Regions from separate parts of the Homo sapiens genome. Here all the other regions are linked to region 2. Evidence: chromatin loops called from intact Hi-C (ENCODE). Cell type or tissue: heart left ventricle. All regions are shown on one strand.

Evidence for each region. Peaks named below come from ENCODE experiments on the same cell type or tissue, not always from the same donor. Only the 100,000 strongest peaks of a DNase experiment are listed, where the experiment ranks them.
Region 1: a loop joins it to region 2, with 2.1 times the contacts of the local background. A loop is called at or near these places in 18 of 110 quality-filtered maps.
Region 3: a loop joins it to region 2, with 2.9 times the contacts of the local background. A loop is called at or near these places in 60 of 110 quality-filtered maps.

What each region holds. Positions count from the first base shown.
Region 1 is chr16:3,821,555-3,824,054 of GRCh38, forward strand. The region is part of intron 2 of CREBBP (CREB binding lysine acetyltransferase); the gene reads right to left. Among named protein-coding and RNA genes, the nearest start is that of CREBBP, 58 kb to the right of the region's middle. RefSeq lists enhancers at 518-1,019, 1,020-1,519. In heart left ventricle, no CTCF peak of the experiment used is centred here; no DNase peak of the experiment used is centred here.
Region 2 is chr16:3,869,826-3,872,325 of GRCh38, forward strand. All of the region lies in intron 1 of CREBBP (CREB binding lysine acetyltransferase), which reads right to left. Among named protein-coding and RNA genes, the nearest start is that of CREBBP, 9.6 kb to the right of the region's middle. RefSeq lists a silencer at 1,383-1,677 and an enhancer at 2,214-2,500. In heart left ventricle, no CTCF peak of the experiment used is centred here; a DNase peak (open chromatin) is centred at 1,486.
Region 3 is chr16:3,773,193-3,775,692 of GRCh38, forward strand. CREBBP (CREB binding lysine acetyltransferase) reads right to left here. Exons shown (of 31, transcript NM_004380.3): 12 at 1,377-1,501; 13 at 559-738. Among named protein-coding and RNA genes, the nearest start is that of TRAP1, 57 kb to the left of the region's middle. In heart left ventricle, no CTCF peak of the experiment used is centred here; DNase peaks (open chromatin) are centred at 656 and 1,409; H3K27ac peaks cover 1,322 bases.

The sequences.
Region 1 (2,500 bases), 48 kb before region 2:
AAGGCACTGTTTCTCCTAATTCTTTTAAGTCCTAATATTTTTTTTTAGGTAGAAGAGTAGACTCTCTTCAGGATTAAGTGCCCCTTTCATGCCAATCCAAGCCAACTTCACACGGGCAATGGAAAAAGAGGAAAAAAGAAGAAAAGGTGATAAAAAATGTGAGAAAAATTTTATTCTATAAAGACTGAATCTTGGCTGGGCGTGGTGGCTCACGCCTGTAATCCCAGCACTTTGAAAGGCCAAGGCGGGTGGATCACCTGAGGTCAGGAGTTGGAGACCCGCCTGGCCAATATGGTGAAACCCTGTCTCTACTAAAAATACAAAAATTAGCCAGGCATGGTGGCACACACCTGTAGCCCCAGCTACAGGTTTAGGCAGGAGAATCGCTTAAGGAGAGGCTTAGGCAGGAGAATCACTTGAACCCTGGGAGTAGGAGGTTGCAGTGAGCCAAGATTGCACCACTGCACTCCAGCCTGGGTAACACAGCAAGACTCTGTCACACACACACACAAAAGAGTGAATCTTTGTAAAGACGAAATTAATTTACACTGCAATCCAACTATGGCCCAGCGGGACAGAGGGCCTCAATAAGTCACCTGACAAAGCCACCCGATGTTTTCCCCAGACCTTCCACATAGAGCGCTCATGCAAGGCAGAGAAGCACCTTTTTCCACGGATCTACACTCCACTCACTCATAAAAAGGGACGTCAAGAACGCACAGTAAAGGAGGCGGCAATAAAGGAAGGCGTGAATGTGTATAGGTAACGCAACGGTTCAGAGAAAAGGAGAAATAAAGATCGGACAGAACTCACAAGGCTTTAAGACAGACAGCCACTGACTATTTCTAGTAAAATTTAAAGGAGAAAGAAAGATGACATTTCAGAGGACTGTGTTCCTCCTCTACTTTGGGGCAGGAAAACAGAACTAATTCTTGAACTGGGCAGGCCGTCAGCTCTACTGTGGGAGCAGGAAGAACAGCTCGTGGGATGAGCCCTGGGAGGTGACGTGAGGCTGCCTGAGGGTTCTGTGTCATCTCCTCATGGCGAATCTCCTGGACCTCAGTGGCAAGAGGAGGACTGCAGCAGCCAAAGAAGATCTTGCCCAGCTTATTAAATGCCATAAATCTAAAAGTGTAAAGCACACTCAAAGATATATTGTTATCAAAAATATGTGGCTCTACCTCTTAACAAAAGCTGAGGTGTACAGAGTCCTAACAAAAACATAATTAGCAAAGTAAAGTGCTCTTAAATACAGTCGTCCCTCCTGACTGGTGATGTCAGCGAGGAGACAAAACAGGGAAGGGTGCTGAGGGAGCCAGGAGCTGGCTCAGTCCGCTGCAGTCTCTGTGCCTTGTTTCGAGAGAATACACAGGAAGCGCCTAGAAAAGGGAGAGGGGTGAGGTCAACATAAGGAACCGCTGGTACCACAAAGGTGACTCTGATTACTGACAGAGAAAACGTTCCTTCTAAGTTACAAAATTAAAAAGAAAAAAAGGACACAAATGTATAATCCCCATAAAACACACACCTATACACAGCAAGGAGGACAGAACACCAAAATATTTCATAGTGATTTCTCTGGATGGCTTGTAAGCAAATGTTCTTTCTTAATACTTTCTATTATGACTCATATTCTCTATACAAAGCATTATTTTAAGGAGGAAAAGTTGTTTCTTAAAGTCGTTCTCTACTCAAACATTCTGAGTGCCCAAAATGGCAAGACGACCCTGTTAGGCTGCACAACTCTACTTAAAACATTAAACTGTCATTAAACACTGAATAAAACTAGGTAGATCAAACTGTTGGTGACAGAGATTGCCGCTGAGTGGTAACTGAAATCAAATTTGCCCTGGTCACAACGTGGCCGCGTAACCTGTCAAGCTTTGCTCGAATGCCTTATACCTGTGGCTAGAAGACATTTCAAGGAGCCTCAGCACAGGCCCACCACTCTCTGCAGGGAGGGCGGGAGGAAAGAAAATAGAAACAAACAAGGTCGACACCTACTCAGGACACAAAAAGCCAGGCGTGGCTCTAACAGCTTCTGCTTTTTCTCCTCAGACATCCCACGTTTGGCTCTTGGTACCACAAAGGTACAATGATCCCTGCTGTTTGAACTCTGGTTCAAAGTTTAGGCAGCAAGGGATGCCCCTTCATCCTGATCTATCTGGCCTGAGCTTCAGGGAGCAGCAAGCAAGAGACTGGAGCATGAGGGATGGACCTGAATGCATTTAGTTCCCAAGTTTCCATGGCAAGGCACACTTCTAGTCAGACAGTTCCTATCGAGCAGCAGACCTTCCCAGCAAGGAGACCACTAGGCAGCTATCACGTTGCCACCCGCCCCTAGCTCTCTTCAGCAGTGATGCTCTTATCTTTAGGACACTGGAAGTTGAAAAGGCTGTGGCAACACACACACACACACACACACACACACACACACACTCATCTAGGAACATGAAGTGTGTTAAAGTCTTTCAGGAGGGAGGTACTGTGCAGTGGTGAC
Region 2 (2,500 bases):
CCGTTCTCCCCTAAAGTTTCAGTGACTGAGAAAGCCATCAGTGAAAGCAAAACACTTGATTCTCTTGCCATCATTCAAATGATTCCCTCAGAGACTTCTCAACAGAAGTTCAACTACGGGCAGGTGTGCTCTTCAAACAAAAACCGATTCCCACAGTAGTAGAGGAACAACCACAATGACACAGAAAACCTATCAATATGTTATGTCTTTTTGTTATTTTCAATAAAGGTGACGTTCTGAATATGTAAATCAGATTTAAGTAAAGATATCCACAAATCGGGGAAAAATTTTGTCCACCACGGGGTAACTTTTACTTATAAAAAAAAAAAATCACACCAAATCTAGGAGAACAGAAAAACAGTAATCTCCATTAAAAGAATTTCCTACTATAGAATCTGCAGGAGGAGAAAAGTCACACAGTACAGCACAGAGCTGAATCTGTTCCTTTCAAGATCTGTGTAGCTGAGCCCGAGAGGCAATTGAGTTTCACTGGTATTCCTTTCAACCAACCTGACTAAACTGGACAGTGATCCCAAGGCCATTTTCTTCCCAACTCTGTTTTCAATAAAATACTATATTTATAATTTCTCTGCATTTACTTTTCCCTTTTCTCTAAGTCCTAATCTAAATCAAGCCCTTGTTCTGAAGCAATAACTAGAAACAGAGTTCCATTTAATTAAGAGTTCAATTTTCCAATAAAAAACAGTTGAACTGCAAACACAGACGGAGTAAAATGAGTCAAACGATTACCCATTTTGTAAGATTCTCGAATCTTAGTTCGTTTTCTTACAAACTGGTTCCCAAACTGCACTAGAGCTGGCACTGAAAGCCAAACAGGCAGGGGCAGAAGCTTCCCATGTATTCAGTGAGAAGCCTCCTGATTCCGGGTCAGGCTACATCATCTTAGTCCTCACTGGCCCAAGAAGTAGGTGATGGCTAATATTTTCCCATACAATTAAACAATAAAAACAGCTGCCTCAACCTGCTATATGCCAGGCACCCTAGTAGCCCCATGTACCAAGATAATCAAAGTAAGCAGAAGTAGAGCCAGGCACAGTGGCTCCATCTCACACCTGTAATTCCAGCTACTCAGGAGGCCGAGGCAGGATTGCTGAAGGATGGGAGTTCAAGACCAGCTTGGGCAAGCAAGACCCCATTGGAAAGAAGAAAAGTAATGTAAAGAAGGGGAGGGGAAGGGGAAGGGGAAGGAAGGAAAAGAAAGAAAGAGAAAAAAAGAAGGAAGGAAGGAAGGAAAAGAGAAAGAAAGAAAGAAAAAAGAAAGAAAGAAGAGAGAAGAGAAAGAAAAGAAACAAATGGAATACTGCAGGGTAAAAAGCCCCTTTTAGAGATCTCTCTCTCTCTCTCTCTCTCACTCACACACACACACACACACACACACACACACACACCCCACCCTGCAAAACTCAAATGTGATGTCACCAGCCCAAGTCACAGCGCTGCCGAGCTGGGAGCTGGGACTCACAGTCTACTCTGAGCAGGAGCCAGGGCTCCCTCCTCAGCACCACACTGACCGCCTCCCCGTATAAAAAGCTGACATTTCCTTCAACTGTGACTCACAGTTAGAAGGTTCTACTTTTAATCAGGTGACAAATACTCAAAATATTTTAATCCAAAGCAACTGGGTCAAACTCGTAGAGTCTATAATTGTCTAAGCAAACCCTAATTACCTGATAAATTTCTATAGCTCCTGAATGTCCTCATTCAGTTTGTAATCAAATACCCAAATCTCCTTATTTAAATGTTGTACAAGCCTTCTCTACATGTTATCATACAGAACAGTGACTTATTTTTCTATTTCACTGGTTATTTTAACCATAAAGTTAAAACATGTTTAGGTGGTGCAGTTTTAATAAGAAAAATCCAAACTAGGGGGAGGAGAAGCAGCTTGTGAATTATAAAAAGATTTGCTTTACAACAGAATTGTACAACTCCACTACACAACTACTTTTTCTCCTTACCACAGATTATGCAAATTCGAAAGGTTGAATTAGGTGCAACTGGAAAATATACCTACTGTATACAATATAGTACAGGCATATTAGAAAGGCAAATTAAGACATTTTCAAACAATAGCAGACAGTACAACTAGAAATGGGAAAGTAAAGTCAGATTTAATCATGTAGAATTATTTTCCCCATTAGATTTTACTATTCTTAGCAATGGTTCAACTAAACAGTCTTTTGATTAATGGAAATGAAACACCGGGGAAAATGTCACACGGGATAATATCCAAATCTTTCTTAAGGGTAAGTTTTAAAAGGAATTCAACTTTTAGAGACAGAGCTCAAAAATAGCCTTGCTTCCTAAATTTAGAACCAGAAAACACCCTAAAGGCAGTATTTTAAATACAGCCACAGTCACCGCCTATATTGTCTAGGAACTTAATAAAAAAAACTTTAAAAAGAGAGGGGCCACTTTTGTTTACTTCCATGCCTTTCACACAGCCTTGCCCAATTTGATTTGTGTGCCCTTGCTCAAA
Region 3 (2,500 bases), 97 kb before region 2:
CGCACTACAACTAACAAAAGAGGAAAAAAGGAAGGAATAAATGGAAAATCAATTTCTTCAGCTCTAGATTGAGAAATTAAAAACATTTAACAAGAAGGGAACTATTGAAATGATTCTGTTAGCTTGATTTCACCTGGCAGTGGAGACAGGTCAAAAGAAACAAAAGCCAAATCATCAAGAGTGAATTCATGGGTCCTTCTCACTCGCTTTTTAAAATCCTAATGCCTCTCAGGGTCACGTTAAAGTTAGAATTTAAAATACACAAACAAAAAATAAGAAAACAAAAACTCAAAGATCAAAACACAAAAGCATACAAACCAAAAATTCTAAATCCATTCCCACTTTTGCATATAGTTAACCCAGAAAGGATAAGAGAAATTCCAAACGAGTTAAGGACTACAGGACAAAGGTGGAGAAAACAAAGAGAAGCTGATACAAAGACATGAAATGTGCATTCTGGAATTTTAATTTCCACGAAGGAAGACAGAAAAAAAAAACCAAAACTTAACACAAGAATTTTATTTCCTAGGGAGCCACGGTCCCAGTGGGGCACAGTACCTGTGACACGCCTGTTTGGGCTGGCGGCTGCCCCATGCCCACACTCATCGCCCCGCTGGATGACGGGAACTGGTTCTGTGGCAGAAACTGGCTCTGAGCGGGCGCCTGGGCCATCATGTTGTTGGTGTGTGCACCCATCATGTTCGGAGGCTGAGGCATTCGGGAAGGAGAAATGGCCATCTACGAGACAACAAGCACCACCAGAGCTGTAGTTCGGAAGCTGACGGCCAGAGTTTTCAAGGTGAGCCAGAATGATCCAAGGCTTCACAACCCCAGAGGATGGCAAGCACAGGGCTCACATCCTGCCCTTCCTCATGGGAAGAGACCACCACTTGCTAAGAACTCCCGCGCTCCTGGGCACCTTACACACTTTCTCAGGCAATCTCTCAAATGAGCCAGCTTCAAAATGTCCTCTGAATAGAAATCAATAGCAGGCTATAATTTAAAGTTTAAGACATGCCTATGAGTTCTCTAAAGTGTTTAGAAAGCAGCCTCGGAACAGCGAGCTCTCAGTCAACAGATGCTGACAATTCCCTGCTGGCCACATATCTGAGGCTGCCTTCTCCAGCCTTGGAACTCCCACATTCTCACAAAGCCACACATTCCTATGAATTTGTTATTCCAATAAAATAACTAACAGTCAAATAATTCTGTGTAGTAATAATTTTTTTAAAATGAGAGATGAAAGAAATAAAGCATAACCCAAATTCAAAGGAACAAGAACCACAGGATTCTCAAGTGACATGAATTCTGCTGCTTAGATAATGTTCCATGTGAGAGGGAGGGCTATCTGCAGCACAGCGAAAGAGAACACTTACCCCTGGCACTGAGCCCATGCTGTTCATCTGGACAGAGTGGTTCATTGGGGAGGCTGCACGAGGTCCCATGGGTGCTTGTGGCAACTGGACGTTCCCCAAGGACATGGGGTTAAATGAATTCATCCCTGTAAATGTACCCACAACGGTTCATTAGGAAAAGCACCCACAGGAAAACAGAATTACAACTTGCTAAATAAACTCTTAAGTAAAATAAGATGGAACGCACAGGCAACAGAAAACTGAAAAGAAATCACCCAATTAATCAATGAAGATGATGAAGGAACAGACTTCTCCATATCCAGAGAAAACGGCATCAATGTGGGGGTGGTGACGGTGGCATGGTGAGGGGTACCAGGGAAGGACGAGGACATGAAGGCATAAGGTTGGGTAAGACAGGAACAAGTGAGACATTAAACGAGGCTGTGGTAGAGCTGAGCCAGAGGGCACAGTACCAAAGTGTCATAGCAACAAAGAGGGTGAGGAGGTGCCCTGAAAGGACAGCACCCTCACAAGCTACAGAAGAGATGTTTCCAGAGACCAGGGCAAGCTTCTGTGCACACCCATACCTAATGCCTCTGGAGCAGCTGACGCCCATCATCCGAGGATTCCCAGCTCCTTGCTGGGTTTACATTCATTGTTAGAATCTGTGCTAAGTCTCCAAATGTTCTTTTAATTTTGCAAGCACCTTAAGCATTAAGAAGTGCCCAAGGGTCAGCCGTCCTCAACCTTAGCCTCCTGTAGTTTACAGGAACACCACATCACTGAAAGACACTTCACAGCCAGTAAGTGTCTCCAGACTGCGGTGTCTAGTTCCTTCCAATTTCCAATAATACTCTGTAAACTCTGAGTTCTAAAGAAGCACCAGTTCAAATTAGTCTTAGGACCAACACTAGAATCTGACAGAACCCTTTAGAGAATTTCTGGAAGGTGCTGCCTTAGCGCTGCTGTAGTCATGAGAAGGCTCAAAGGATGACTCACGGAGCACTACCTTCAATGGCTACCTAGAAATGGTACCCTCAAATAACGGAGTGCCGATGCAGACCAGGAAGACTTTCCAGGGAGTCTATAATGTAAGCTTCCCCACTCCTTGAGAATTTTTTTAAACAAAATGAAAAACAATTACT